Regions from separate parts of the Homo sapiens genome. Here region 1 is linked to region 2. A link is an interaction called in ENCODE POLR2A ChIA-PET data of the cell type or tissue named here. Cell type or tissue: MCF 10A. All regions are shown on one strand. Each heading gives the region's core, and the rest is flanking DNA. Links, peaks and the distances in the headings are about the cores only. Region 1 has its middle 87 kb from the start of LINC01797. Region 2 has its middle 65 kb from the start of LINC01799.

The links. ChIA-PET counts read pairs that join two places held together with the same protein. Peaks named below come from ENCODE experiments on the same cell type or tissue, not always from the same donor. Only the 100,000 strongest peaks of a DNase experiment are listed, where the experiment ranks them.
Region 1: POLR2A ChIA-PET joins it to region 2 with 14 read pairs; 2 of 35 experiments call an interaction of 5 or more read pairs at or near these places.

What each region holds. Positions count from the first base shown.
Region 1 is chr2:66,786,389-66,794,101 of GRCh38, forward strand. No RefSeq gene overlaps it. Among named protein-coding and RNA genes, the nearest start is that of LINC01797, 87 kb to the left of the region's middle. In MCF 10A, for the core only: no CTCF peak of the experiment used is centred there; a DNase peak (open chromatin) is centred at 3,523.
Region 2 is chr2:66,836,070-66,843,782 of GRCh38, forward strand. No RefSeq gene overlaps it. Among named protein-coding and RNA genes, the nearest start is that of LINC01799, 65 kb to the right of the region's middle. In MCF 10A, for the core only: no CTCF peak of the experiment used is centred there; DNase peaks (open chromatin) are centred at 4,102 and 4,742.

The sequences.
Region 1 (7,713 bases), core at 1,548-6,547, 49 kb before region 2:
ACAGGAGAAAACAAGTGGAGTTGATTTAGAGGACTACAGTGGAGTTGATAAAGAAAAAAATACATAAGATCTTGATAACACAAAATAATCTTTTAAACCAACAAAATGAACCAACAAAATACAGCAGATTCTCATTACAAGGGCTGGATATACATAATTTTAAGCCTGGATCAGGCTAAGCATAGGCAAATGTGTGGTATGACTAACTGAGAACCTGGATTGCAAGTTAGAAAATCTAAGTTCTAACCTTGGCTAAGAGGAGTGGCTGTGTGGCTTAACCTTCGAGGCTCAATTTTCTTCATCTGTGATGGGAAGGAATTCAGACCACATACTCTTTAGGGCCTCTTCTAGATTTAATAGTCCTTTTCATGATTTTTTGAAGGTACTTAAGCTTGAACACCCCAGAAGCAGAAGAGGCAGCTTACACTGTGGCTTGAATCCTAAGAGACATTGCTTGTAGGCCTGTACGACTCTATTCTCATAGTGTGGAAGTCTCAGACCTTCTGTGTCCTGCTCATGTATTTATTGGAAAGACCAGTTACCTTCAGAAACAGGGCTCAGAATGTCCCAGCTTGGAGAGATTTAGACCAACCACATAATTTCACAAGAAAGAAGCTAATGCTCAGAGAGAGAAACGTATCTAAATTCACATAGCCATGTCAGAGTGAAACATTTGCTAAACTCTCTGTCTCCTGACATTGCCAAGTCTTCTGACACTCTACCTCATTCATTCACTCACTTATTTGTTCAATACTTTCTGAGAGTCTACTATGCAGTCAACACCTTTTACACCTGTCAGGATTCAAAAATAAAGAAGACATAATCCCTATTTACAAACAAGATCTTTTAAGATGTATGTGTTGATAAAACTCATTGTTGTTATTTCTTTTGCAGTTGTTTTCATTCATCAGCTGCCTGCCTTAATATTACCACTGAAGAATTTTGTACGTTTGTTTTTCTGGTGTGGATGGCATGGCAGAATGGTAGATACTGCATGGATTAAGACATGCTAGGCTGCAGAAACAATAGCCCTCCATCCTCTACCCCCTGCCAAATAGAACAGCTTACAAAACAAGTGTATTATTTTCTAATTTTATGGGCAAACAGAAGCTTTGCTCCCTGCAGCTTTTCAAGGACCCAGACTGATGGAGGTTGTGCTATTTTTAATACAGACTTACAGGGTTACTTGTAGTACCAATATTTGGCCAAATGAAAGGAAGGAGAACAGATGATTTCTTGTCGTCATTTTATGGACCACAGCTTGCTATGGCACGGAACACTTTTGCTCACATTCTATTAGCTAGAACCTAGTCACATGACCACACATAAATGAAAGGTAGGCTGGAAAATAGAGTCTAGCTCAATGCCCAGAAAATTAAAAAAAAAAATTGGTTTTAGTGAACTGTCAGCAGTCTTTGCCACATTGCTGTATGCCTAAACCTCACCTTCTATTAAACCATTCTGTGAATTCCTGTTCAGATTTAGTTCCCTTGTGGAGGGTGATTTGTATCAATTTTTAAATGGGTGTATTCATCCCTATTGAAAGTTAACATACTTGCTTTTTTTTTTGCTAGATGTCTTTAGAATTCTGCAAATAAATGGTTCAATATTGCTGTTTAATAATCGAACACAGAACAAGAGCTGTAAAGTTTTATCTCTATGTCTTGCTTGATTTATTCCTCACCATGGACAACATACATCTTTTTAAAAATTTATTTTAGTTTGAGTTCTGGGATACATGTGGAGAATGTGCAGGTTTGTTACATAGGTATACAGGTGCCATGGTGGTTTGCTGCACCTATCAACCCATCATCTAGGTTTTAAGCCCTGCATGCGTTACGTATTTGTCCTAATGCTCTCCCTCCCCTTACCCTACCACCCCCGACAGGCCGCAGTGTGTGATGTTCCCCTCCCTGTTTCCATGTGTTCTCATTTTTCAACTCCCACTCATGAATGAGAACATGCGGTGGCTTCTAGCTTCATCTATGTCCCTGCAAAGGACATGAACTCATTCTTTTTTATGGTTGCATAGTATTGCTTGGTGTATATGTGCCACAGTTTTTTTTATCCAGTCTATCATTGATGGGCATTTGGATTGGTTCCAAGTCTTTGCTATTGTAAATAGTGTTGCAATAAACATATGGGTGCAAACATACATCATTATACAACATCTCACTTACATAATACTTTTATTAAAATAAGCAAAAAAACAAAAACATCAACAGCCACCACAAAAACCCCTGCCTTACCTTAGAGGTAGTTCTGAGGAGTTAAAGGAAGACAGTTTTTTAAAAATTTATTTTATATATTTTTAAACTTTTAAGTTCAGGGATACAAGTGCGGGTTTGTTACATAGGTAAGCTTATGTAATGGGGATTTGTTGTACAGATTATTTCATCACTCAGGCATTAAGCCTAGGACCCATGAGTTATTTTTCCTGATCCTCTCCCTCCCCGCAAACTCCACCCTCCAAAAGGTCCCAGTGTGTGTTGTTCCCTTCTATGTGTCCATGTGTTCTCATCACTTAGCTCCCATTTCTAAGTGACAGTATGCGGTATTTGATTTTCTGTTCCTGTGTTAGTTTGCTAAGGATAAGAGAGTTAATTACATATATTTTTAAAAACTGAATGAAAGATTACTGGAGAAATAACTTATGTTTCATGAGAGGAATACATTTATATAATTATGGAAATATGATTTTGCCTACCATTAACAAATCAACATTAGAAAATGTTTTAACCCCCCAGCATGCGACCTCATCACTAAATTTAAAATATGAAATTTGATCATGACATAGGTATGAGTACTAGACCAGATTATGATACCTTTTTAAAGAGGTACAAAGGGAATCCTGGACTGAGGGAGTCATTTGAGTATAATTTTAATTTAAAATGCCCCAGGAAACAGTAAGTATTCTTTGTCTAGATTTCTATATGGCTCATTTCTGCACTTTATTTTCTGCTCATATCTTTTTTTTTGGCAAGGCTTCTACAACTACCCTATCAAATATAGCCTCCCCCATTACTCTCTACTCACCTTACTAGCTTTATTTTTATTTTTATAGCACTTTTGCTAGCTTGCATTATATTATATATTCACTTGCTCGTTTGTTATTGTCTTTATTCATCACTAGAATATAAGCTCAAGGAGGGCAGAAACTTGATCTGTGTCCCCAGCAACCTTGAACAAACAGTACCTGAATTAGACTAGATGCCCAATAGACTTTGGTTAAATAAATGACTTGCTTGTTTCACATAGATGCAAGATTACTTAATGGCCACAATGGAGGCAATGGACATTGGTTATGACCCATAAGTGCTATTCTGGGTGGTTGCATGCCCAGAGCCATTGTAAACCTGTGCCAGTTAAGCTTTTGCCGCTGAAATGACTGCCCGAAACTTAGTGGCTCAAAGCAACAATATTTACTCAGCTTATGACTCTGTAGGTCTGCAGTTTTGGCTGGGATTTAAGCTGGGTGGTTCTTTTCACCTTGGCTAGGCTCACTCATGCGTCTGTCGTCAGGTTTGAGTCAGCTAGGTGGCTCTGCTTCCAGAGTTGGCTGACTGTCACCTGTGGTGATGGGGCTGACTAAGCCATGTGTCTCTCATCATGTAGCAAGCCAGACCAAGCTCCACATTGCACATGCTCAGTATTTCAGAGTTAGAGCAGAAAGTGGAAAGCTTTTTGAGGCATATGTTCGAAACAGGTACAATGAACTTCTGATGCAATCTATTGGCTGGAGCATGCCATAATGGCAGCCTAGATTCAAGTGATAGAGAAATAGATTTCACCTTTAAAAGGATGGAGCAGCAAAGTCTGATTTTAAGAAAATGAATCTGGGCAATGGGAGAGTTTGTGGCCACTTTTGAAATCTATCACCAAGCCTTTATTGTTTTGCCCTGAAGGACCTCCTGATCCTGTACAGATTCCTTTTCTACTAAAACATGATAAAATCAAGGCAACTAAATGTAGAAAGCTCAAATGCATATCTAGGAGCAACATCCTCATCTGCATAAAAAGGCCTTTTCTGTGAGGGAGGACTGATTGTTCGCCATCTAATAGCCATTTCGTTTTCCTTCTCCCCCACAATATTAATTATATTCTACTCTGCATGCATCTCTGCTCAGCTATCTACCTTACCTCTCAATAAAAAGAGATAGCGTTTCAAAATAAATAGCCTGATACACTGTAAAGATGCTGCAGGTACTTAGAAACAATATTTTCTAAATATTTATAAGCTATATTTCAAAATCTGTTACATTCAGTGAATTATGTAAATAAATATCAGACCTGCAAGTCACCATCCCACAGCTCCAGTGCAGCAAGTCCAATTACTCATCTATAAACAGACAAGTCATCATTTAAACTCTGTCCTCTGACTTAGAGCTCTGTCTTTGGATTCTATCCAGCTAAACAAATCTAAAGTGTGAAACTTGTTTTTTCTTACTAAAAGAAATAAGAAGAATGTATTTATTATGAGGGAGAATGACAGTGTTTATTTTATTTGCTTTTGAATTGCTTTAAGACATAAGAAAAATCCTCTGTGTAAACTGGTTCCAATCTCAATTGGAATAGGGTAAAGGGACATGCGGGTGGGAACAGGAGGTGAGAAAAGGAAAGAGGAAACAGAGAGCACATTTGCAGAGAGCTTGAGCTTAATTTTCTTGAAATGCTCCAGGCTTGCAGAGCTGCAGGCTGGAAAGACAGGTCAGCCAGATGTCAACACTTAGGTCACAGTTCTGGAACAATGTTCTGATTCCCTTACATGGTTGCAGGATATGAGGATGAGAGGGAAGCAGGAAAACCCCCAAGTAATTCACATTATGTGTCCTTGTAGACCATCCACACTCTCTGCCCTCTCTCTGTCCTGGCAATGCTCATCTCCCAAGAGACCAGATCCAGATCTAGGAAGAGAGGTAAGAAGTCTGCACTAAAAGCCTGGACATAGTAAAGTTCATAGATGGAGTTTAGGCACTAGGCTATGAAGGTTTTGGGAAGAAAATGTTCAGTGTGCTATGGGATTTTGTAGGACTTCCATGGAATCTTTAAAGGTAGGGAGCAGATGAATCTAGAAAAAGTACCTCCAGCAAGATGAGCAAAATCGAAAAGCTAGAAATGCATGTCAGGTACTTATGGTTCTTGAGAAGGTGACACTGAATGCAGAGGGAAGTTGGTCTGCAGGCAGAGAGGTTTGTGTTGGGGAGTGGTGAGGGCTTTGAAGACAGAGGCTAGGTGGGGAGCTTGGGATTTATTCTAGTGGTAATGGGAATCCACTGAGGACTTTTATACCAATATCTAAAAATGAGCACGTGAGATGTGGACAGGAGAGTTATGTGACACCTTCTAGCAAGATTGAAAGTCCAAGATCCAAGCTCCCTATTCCCAGTAATGTATCTTAGCAAAGGTACATGGAACAAAGCGTGGCCTATTGACCATCTATAACCCACCAGAATGATGAAGAATTTCTGTGTCAATGGTAGATACTGACTAACAAATGCAAGAAACTGAGTCAATCTCTATAATTCTCCATCTCTCTCTCTCTCTGAGGTTATTATATTCAAGGGACAGTCATAGGATTACACGCTCTAGGAGTGATGGTTAATTTTAAGGCTTTTTGTCAGTGAGTGCAGAGAATGATCCTTCTGGAAACTCACAGTGCTTGAAAACTTGAAACCATCTCTTTTTAGTTTCTCCACTCCTCCCAATGTTTGCTGCTGGTATTGTACTATAAATCTTTACAGGCAAATTCTTTAAACAAACAAATAAATGAACAAATAAACAAGTCTCGTGAGCTAATAAAATATCCCCTCCATCATTCCTCACAACAGCCTCTTTTCTGTCAATATGGTTTTCATTTATTCAGATCAATCCTTTCTGATTACTTATATTGGTTCTCTCTTTTCCAACTATTCTCAGGCAGATTGCTGTCTGGCAAGGGCCACTACTGAGTTTTTATGTTTACTTTATTGATCTTAGGAGATCAACCCATCTGTTTCCACTGTCCTCCAAGCAGATACAGTTTCTCAGTGAAAGATAGTATTTTTTATTTCACAGAGGTGTAAAAACCCCCTTTAGCTCATTTCTCAAATTTTACTAGTTATAAAAATCTTCGAAAAGTTAATAACTTTCCATATTATGCAATCATAATCATTTGTTGCAGAAAAAATCAAATCACAGGTTTTGATTTTTATTCTCCTCAATAGAGGAGAATAAAATCAAAGAGAATTCGAATTTACAGAGGTAATGATCGGTAATATGTGGATGTATGGCATCTACTATTTTGTTCTATGCACACACACACACACACACACACACACACAAACATTCCTATACTCAGATTTTGATCTAGGAATCAAAGAGATATAAAAATTGTTTTATTTTCCTAAGCATTTTTAGACAAAATTTGATTTGCAGTCACTATTACTCAAGATGTAGGAAAATATATGACATTGCTGTGTTATTTATATAGAGTCCTTTATGAGCAACTTAAAATATCAGTATTTTCCTGGTTTATTCAAGCTTGGCAACACTTAGAGCTTCTTCACCAAATTTAATACTTTTTTAAAAAAAATCAAGGTCATAATAAGTATTACTGGAGAAGGAAAAGAAAACAGACCAGCTGATAATTATTGTGGAGCCAGCTACTAAAAAGGGTTAGGGATCTTTTAATAAGTCTGTTAGCATTTGCACCACTGTCTCCTCGCACACCAATTTGAGATTTTACAGCCTCCACATAAATATTTTTAAAGATCCAAATTGGTTCTTTGAGATGTGAATGACAGAACTTGTTCCCTTTGCTTAAAAAAGGTAGTCCCATTGTTTAGAAGCAGTCAAATGCTTTAGCCTTAAAGATACAGTTTATCCAAAGAAAAGGGATTGTAATCAATGCAACATACAATCTTGTTGAATACATTCTCCTCAGCAAGAACTTAGGAGTTATTAAAGCACCTCTCCAGAAAGAGAAATGACTTAAAATGCCTTTAATCCATTGTGTTATTTTCCCCAAAGGTTTATTATGAGTAGAAGATACCTTCAGAGTCAAAAAAGAAAACACTTTGGAAATTAATACAACCTAGGAAAAAATCTAGTAGCTGTAATTAGTCTATACTATCAACAAACATACAACAAAATATCCATATGAGGGTGGAACACATTTTTGTCTGAACTTAGTTCTGATTCAATATAGTTTTTTTTCTTAAGTCACAATAATGTAACTTAAAAAGTTTCTAGTAATATTTATTGTATGTAGCCTAGAAGATGAAAAGAATGTAACTATTATTCTTGGTTTGTTTTTAGGTTATTTACTTAGGGCTAAGCACCTCATTTTTCTTGTATACAAAAAGTAATTATGCAGTCAAAAGAAATATAGCTCATATACTTCAAAACATATGAAAAATGTAAAACTTTATTACACACATTAATTTCTAACAAAGGACATCTCTAGCATCAGTATAACTGGGACAAGCCAGATAACTGATGTATCTATTCAGATGTTTCTCCCAAATGAGTTTTATAAAGGCAAACAAACAAATAAACAATTTCTTCTTTTATGTCTGTCTCTCTTTTATAAATTTTCACTTCCCAACACAGGCAATAGTTTTGGGAATTTGTGTGTATGTGTGTGTGTCTGTGTGTGCGTGTGTGTGTATCTGTGTGTGTGTGTGTGCGTGCACACATGTACATTAATATATTCTGTTTGTTAGTCTTGCTAGT
Region 2 (7,713 bases), core at 1,364-6,363:
CTAAGCTAGAATTCTTAGCTTGGATCCTGCAGGCCTTGCAACGTGAGGGTGAGGTTGGAGGGTGGAAGTGGTGGGTGGAGCAGCCAGACACATGTAGAAAGTGGATTGCATTGTGGCTGAGCTGATAATATGGCACCCAACCCTAAATTTCAAGGCTAGGTCTCTGAGTGGCCAGGGGCCCAGTGTTCAGGGGTCCAGAGCAACTGTTGTGCTGTCCCTTTTATCGCTCCTCCTGTTCTGGGTTGACCTTACTAGAAGGTGGCAGTAGCTGCTTTCTGTGATAGAACTTTGAGAATCCTCTGCACCTAAATATATCTCTACCTCAGTTTGTGCTAGATTGTTCTCCATCTCAAATCCCAGATGTTTAATGCCTTGGCTTTTGAGAGTATCTCAGATGGATATAATTAACAGTTTGCAGAGATGAAAGCAAGTCCCTGCCAATAGGAAATGTAGGAGATGCTGGGAGGGGACGCATGAGAGCATCGGAAACTGAGGAAGAGAGTGAGATAGTCAAAGGGAAAATTTTCTTAATTCATGACTTTGCAAGTGGTCGTCTCAGACCATACGTCCCAGTCCCAGACTTACCATACCCCAGCCCCTATTTCAACTTTCACCAAAAGAAAAAAGAAGAGAAGAGGGAAGGAAATAAGAGGGAAAAGATGGAGAAATGGGGGAAGAAGAGGGACAGGAAGGGAAGGAGAAGAAAGAGAAAAAGGAGAGGAATGAGAGAAGGTAAAGAAGTAATTAAGTAATTTATTAACTAAATAATTAAGAGTATAGGTTCTAGAACTACTGCATTGTGATTGTGGGCAAATCACTTAACTGTTTTGTGTCTCAGTATTTTATCTGTAAAATGGGGTGATAGTAGGTCCTCCCTTGTAGTGACTTTGGTTATTAAATGAGTTCATACAATATAAAGTTCTTAGAGCAGTTCCTGGCACAAAGCAGTCAATGAGCAATAGCAATTGTCATTTCTAAGCATTTTTTCATACATGCCAGGCACTGGTATCTAACCTTCAGTGGGTTACGTAATTTTATCAATGTAACAGCAAAAATGAAGTGGCTGAAACCAAGCTTTCAAATGCCAGGTTATTTTGTTGTTGTTGTTGTGTTTTTTAAATTTTTAATTTGGGGGTACATAGTAGATGTATATATTTATGAGGTAAATGAGATGTTCACAATGAGTAATAGTCACATCAGGGTAAATGAGGTATCCATCACCTCAAGCATTTATTCTTTCTTTGTGCTATGAATGTTCCAGTTTCATTCTTTTATTTTGAAATTCACAACAAATTATTGTTAACTACAGTTGCCTTATTGTGCTACTGAACACTAGGTCTTATTCACTCTTTCTAACTATATTTTTGTACCCATTAACCATCCCCACTTCCCTGCATTCCCTGACCCCCAACTAACCTTCCGTGTCTCTGGTAACCATCATTCTACTCTGTCTTCATGAGTTCAATTGTTTTAAATTTTAGTTCCCACAAATAAGTGAGAACATGTAAGTTTGTCTCTCCATACCTGGCTTATTTCACTTATCATAATGACCTCCATTTCCATCCATGTTGTTGCGAATGACAGAATCTCAGTTTTTTTTAATGACTGAATAGTACTCCATTATGTATACGTACTCTTTATATCCGCAAAATGGGATTTTAAAATCCTATTTTAAAAAAATTATCTTCTGCTGATTGTACACTGATGGGAAACTTCTCCAGGAGCAAACTTGATATTCCCCCTTGGCTTCATCTTAGTTAATTTAAAAATAATAACATCTTTATTTAATTCAGGGGAGAGATAAGCAGTATTTGTTATGTGAATACAAAATATGTGACCAACACTATTGTAGGTAGATGATGCCTTTCCTGATTTAATCCCCACCAAAACTTTGAGCAATAGAAGATATTCTCTTTTTATTTTGAAAATGAGAAGGTGAATTTGGTCAAGATTAAGTGACCAAACTCTGTGCTTTGTACTCCTCCCCACTGGGGCCTCCTCATTCCCAATTTTGCCTAACATATATTCTGGCACAGAAGTGAGCACTGAATAAATGCCAGTAGAATTAAATTCTACAAATGCTTGAGTTACGCTTCATGGTTAATGGGTGAATACATTTATATAGAATAACACTTTTCCATTCTCCCAACTAGAACACCAACACTCAGTGCCTGATGGTGGTTTGGGAGCATTAGTTAGAATAGGAGACTGTACTTACATACATACTTATTTTAACTGTAAAGTTAAATTGATATATTTAATGCACAGCTATAATATGAATATATTGTAGCTATAATATTGGGTACATATGTGTACATAGCTATAATATTGAGTACATATATGTACTCCCAATTATCTGGGAGTTCACTAAGCAGTACAATAAATACATTAATAAACATAAAGAAAATCTTTATGGATTTTAGTACAACTTGTGAATTTAGAAACAGGTTGTGACTCTCCTCTGGGAAAATTCCTATGATGACCTCTCATGTTCCTTGGGGCAATGAGCCTCAGTTCTTAGAGGTATCTGCCTTTCTTTGAACACATACTGCTCCTCTCCAGATATCTGCATAGCTCACATCTTCACTCCTAGAAATCTTAGCTGAAATGTCAGTCATCTTCTCAATGAGGTCTACTGTCACCACTTTTTATTTTATTTTTTGATATAGGGTCTTTCTCTGTTGCTCAGGCTGGAGTGCAGTGGTATGATCTCAACTCACTACAACCTCAACCTCTTGGGTTCAAGTGATCCTCCCACCTCAGCCTCCTGAGTAACCGGGACCACAGGAGCACATTACCACGCCTGACTAATTTTTGTATTTTTTGTAGAGAAGGGGTTTCACTATGTTGCCCAGGCTGGTATTGAACTCCTGAGCTCGAGGAAGCTGCCAGCTTCAGCCTCCCAAAATGATGAGATTATAGGCATGAGCCATCCTGCCTGGCCCCTCATCGCTTTATTTAAGAAGACAAGCTACCTTAGTCCCCAACTCCAGCTTCCTAACTCTTGACTCCCTTAGCCTACTAAATTTTCTCTTTCTTCCCTAGCACATAACATGTTTTAGCTTGTAGAAGAACTTTCTCATTTATTATCTTTATTGTTTATTGAGCCTCCCCCCAGCCCCAGGAGAATGTAATCCAGGAGGGCCTGGATCCATCTCTTTTATTCATGGATATATTGCAAGTACCAAGAAGTGCATCTGTTCAGTAAAGCCTGAATGAATGAACTAACAGACAACAAAAAATATTTGTTGAATGACTAGAGGGTAACTTAACTTTTTCTCAGATAATTCAGTATTTATAAGAAAGTTTAAGAAATGCTTTTGATTAAACTATTCTCATTATCTTAAAGTTAATAACGATCAACTCTAGATCTTTTTAAAAACTGTGCTCATTTTATTATCTGTCCTGCCTTCCTAATTTTCACCTAAAGATGTAAAACTAAATATACTATTTGTTCACTTTGCAAGTACAAAAAAAAACTCAAATATGAAAAATTTGACTTCTAATTTTTGGTGACTGTCAGATGCAAAGAGAATGTGCTGCCATCTTCCTCTGTCCCACTTGTTTTCACACACAAGGCAATCCAAGCACTAAGTTGCCATTTGTGTGCTCAGGACTGCTCTGCTGATAAGTGGTTGGGATTTGGAAGAGACACCTAAATACCGATGGTTGACCTCCCAGCACATTCTTGTTGGACTCTATCACACTACCCTATCAACCTGGTTAGTGTGTTATGCATGTCACTCTACTAGTGACAATAGGGGAATTTATTCCTTAAATCTCATGAATGTCTTTTCTCCTTCTTCTCTTCTTATATCATCTCCCAGACAAAGCTGGAGTTCAGGTGAACTGCAAAGTGGTGTGAGAGCTCCTGCTATGGTGGTCCAGCTCTCATCTGGCACTTCTGCTTGATAAGCTCAGAGCAGTTCTTTTAGACTGCCTCTTGTAGGCACGCTTGAAAAACAACCCAGTTAGCATTCCCCTAGCCTTCATCTATGATTTCACTGGGAAACTATGCATTAGATACTTTGGAAATAAATATACACAAGAAATTACAACTCAGTTTGAATGACCCTCTACCTTGGAATGTCTAGAACTGTGAGTTATAAGGCCAAGAAATATGTCCAGGCCTGCTGGCTCAAAAAGTTGCTATTCCTTATATGGAATCTGGACAGACAGGGAAGCTGAAGTTGTATAAACTAAACGGAGATTTTTTTTTTTCCCAGCCACTTACGTGCCTCATCCTTGACCTATTTCATTTATAGGTTCCTTTAAGATATGATGCCTTGAGAGTTCGTTGCCTTCTTGCCAGTCTTCCAACAACAATTTTAAGAACAGCCAGTGCTTTACATGGACTTTAATTATATTGGAAAATCCAAGGAAAGGACCAGAAAGGCCATGAGTGTGGTGATGCAATTATATCAGTAGAAGGTTAGACCTGCTAACAGTGAGGGGATCCGGCTAGAGCAACCCAAGTACAGTCGATTCATTACTGTTGGAAATTTTTAAATGCAGACATTCAGAAATGTTTAGTCTGGTTTTCAGTAAGGAAGAAGGGCAAGTAGATTCAAACAAGGACCCGCATGCTGCACAATAAGTACTTTTTTTACTCTATTTCCTTGATAATGGAGAAAATGAAACAACAAGCTATGAACTTAAAGCTAGAAGGAGAAATTCTATTCTTTAATAGGAGTAGTTATTTTTTCTTACACAATCTAGAATAGGGACATTTCGCAATCTTGGCTTACACAGAATATTTTAAAGTAAGTAATTCAGAACACTCAAAGTACGTTTGCTTTCGCTAATCCTTGTCAGCAGTTCTGAAGTCTTTCTAGGTTCAAATCCCAGCTATACCATTAACCAGGATAAGTTTCTTACGCTCTCTAAACTTCAGTTTTCTCACTTAGAAAATGAGGATTAAAAATAGTACCTACTGTACAGAATAGTTGGAAGAGTTTAAGAAGTTAAGACAACATAAATAAGAGACTGATGAGTACTTAGTGTCGCATAAATAGAAACAATTATTACTCTCACTAGCCATGTTTATTGATTGAATGGAGCTTTAGAAAAGTAGAAAGTAGATCATAAAAAAGTCCCGTACGTAATGAAAAGTGGCCCCCTGAGTCTGAACACACTGCCTTGTTACTCAAAATTTCTTCTTTTCTAGACTTAGGTGTATATTTTCAGTAGAAGTGGGGAAGAATGACAATTAACTAAACAATCCAAAGGAAGTGCTGGATCTTTGCATTTGTTATTGCAATTTTTCAGATGAAAGCTTGGGTTTCCTAGATGCTTAAATTACAGTACGATCTCACACTTGTACTTCATGAGGTTGCATTGGGATGTAGATATTTACGGATTGACCTACAGACTAAAAAACAAAGCAAAGAATCAAACAAAACAAAAACCGACAAAATATTCTTCTTCTTAAAGCCTGGATGATGATATTAACTTATACTGCTTTCATTTCAAGGCTTTTTTTTTCAAAGTGCGGAGTCGCCGAAGAGCGGACTTCACTTAGGGTACCCGGAAAGCACATGGAAGCGAGCCCACTCACTCATGTGAAAGAGAAACGCTCACCTTTGAGAAACATATTAGAATTCCAAAATGAGTAAATCTGAGAGAAGATGTTTTAGTTGTAGCACACATATTAGTTTTGTGATTTAAGACTGGTGTTTTTATTTTAAATGCACAGCAGGAGGGAAAGGTGGGGCCTTAAGCGTTTCTGTGCTTAGCGCCTCTGCAGGCCTGATCTAGCCCTGGTCTTGTAGATGATTGTAATACTTTTATAGCTATTCAGGTATTTTGTCACCAAAATAAATATATAGTTTATATTTAGGCAAGGCTAAAGGAGGGAATCTCAAATTTGTTTACAAGCTCAGTAATGGAAATAGAATGAGTACCAAATATTTCTATATCACTTGAAAACACCATTCATTGTTAGAGGCTCTGATATAATTTAGGCTCTGGGTAATTTTGATTTTGATAAACCTGATTTTCTAGTTTTTAAAATCTCTAATCGCCAAGCATCTAGTTTTTTCTCATTAGAGAAGCTAATGCTCTCATAATACTTAATATTCTCCATTTTCAGCAAAGCTAGCTTTAAATATTTCCTAATGCTAATGCCTGATTTGTCTAAGCATTTTAGCTAAATCTAATCTTTTATTACTGTTGATGCTCATCTCTATTTTCAGATGGTTAATTTGCTGACTTTCTGCAAAGTTCAGTTTTTGTTACATGTCTGATCAAGCTTAACAATAATTTCCTATATTAGCCAAAGGAATGTTTGTTTATGAGCTTAGAGTCATATTTATTAACATCCATGATTAACTGAAAATTGCCCCATGTGGTATTTCAATCCACAAATGTGTTTTGATTAGAAAAGGGACAATTATTCCATTTGCATTTGATTCTAACACAAATGGTATAATTTTCAGCTCTCTTAGTCAAACAGTTAGTAGTGAAGAAAAGAAAAGGTAAGGCCTTAGAAAGACTCCCATTATGGCTGCGGCTTTCTTATCACTTAGACCCTAGTATAATTTTGTTTTTGGTAGCACATTTCTATGAAATAGTTAGTATTGATAATTACCTTAATTGTTCATATACTCTATAAAGTATCACTGGGGCATTATCTATTATGTCGCCTGACATTGATTATTGTGTACTTTCGAACATATTTCATCCTCTTTAGGATTGGATGTCTGACTATTTAGATTTAATACTTGACAAATATTATGCATGTAGAAATCCAGTAAATAAGAAAAAATATATTTTGAGGAGGTGATTTATGTTCTCTTTAATTCCAAGTACTTTCTCTGACGCTTTCATGACCTGATCTAAATCTCCAAGTTCACTTTTTTTATCCAGTAGAATAGAATTTAGCTTCTCACGGACTGCTTGGGCACATGGCAAGGGATTCTTTCTGAGAGTCTGATGCCACTGGAATCTGGAATCTGACTTTTTGAAGTTCTGCCCGAATGGTTAGTAGCTCAGGGTGGTCTTTAGAAGCTGTAGTCCCAGCATAGAGTCTCATGGATCCCCGAGGCATGACTGGTCTGGTTAGCCTCTCCAGAACTGCTGATACAGGAGTCACCTCCTTGGAACTGTTTGTGGACCCAGTCACTTTCCCTGGAGATAAGAACAAACTTTTAGAACCAAAATTCTTGCACCTTCCTGTTAGACTGGGGGTTACTCTTTTATTTGCAATTCAGAATGAGAACTTTGATAAGATTATCTGACTTTTGTTGTTGTCTTCCTTGGGTTGAGAGCTAACTAGGCACGTAAATTTTGGTCTTATTATCTTTTTAGGCTGGGTCTAACAGAATGACAGAAAGGCACCAGTAGCTAGCACAATTCCCAACAGTCTCTATAATATTGACTCACTGAATGAATGAATGAATGAACAAGTGAGTTTTTCAGATATCTGTGTGACCACAGACTTGATGCTCCCATTTCAAGCTTCTATGATATCAGATTTTTTTTTTTTTACCCTGTTTGGTCAATTAGCTTTACCCAAAAGTTTTGCTCTAATTCCTAAAAAACTTCATATGAATTGGAAACGCTTCTTTCTTTTGATCAGCTTTAATCTGCATAGAACCTCCTTTTCATGCCAGAATGCCAGCTTTAATAAATCAGGCAGCTCAAATTGAGTAAATCTATTTAAATACTTATAAAATATTAAGGATGCATTTGGGAAAAGCCTCTAAGGTTATT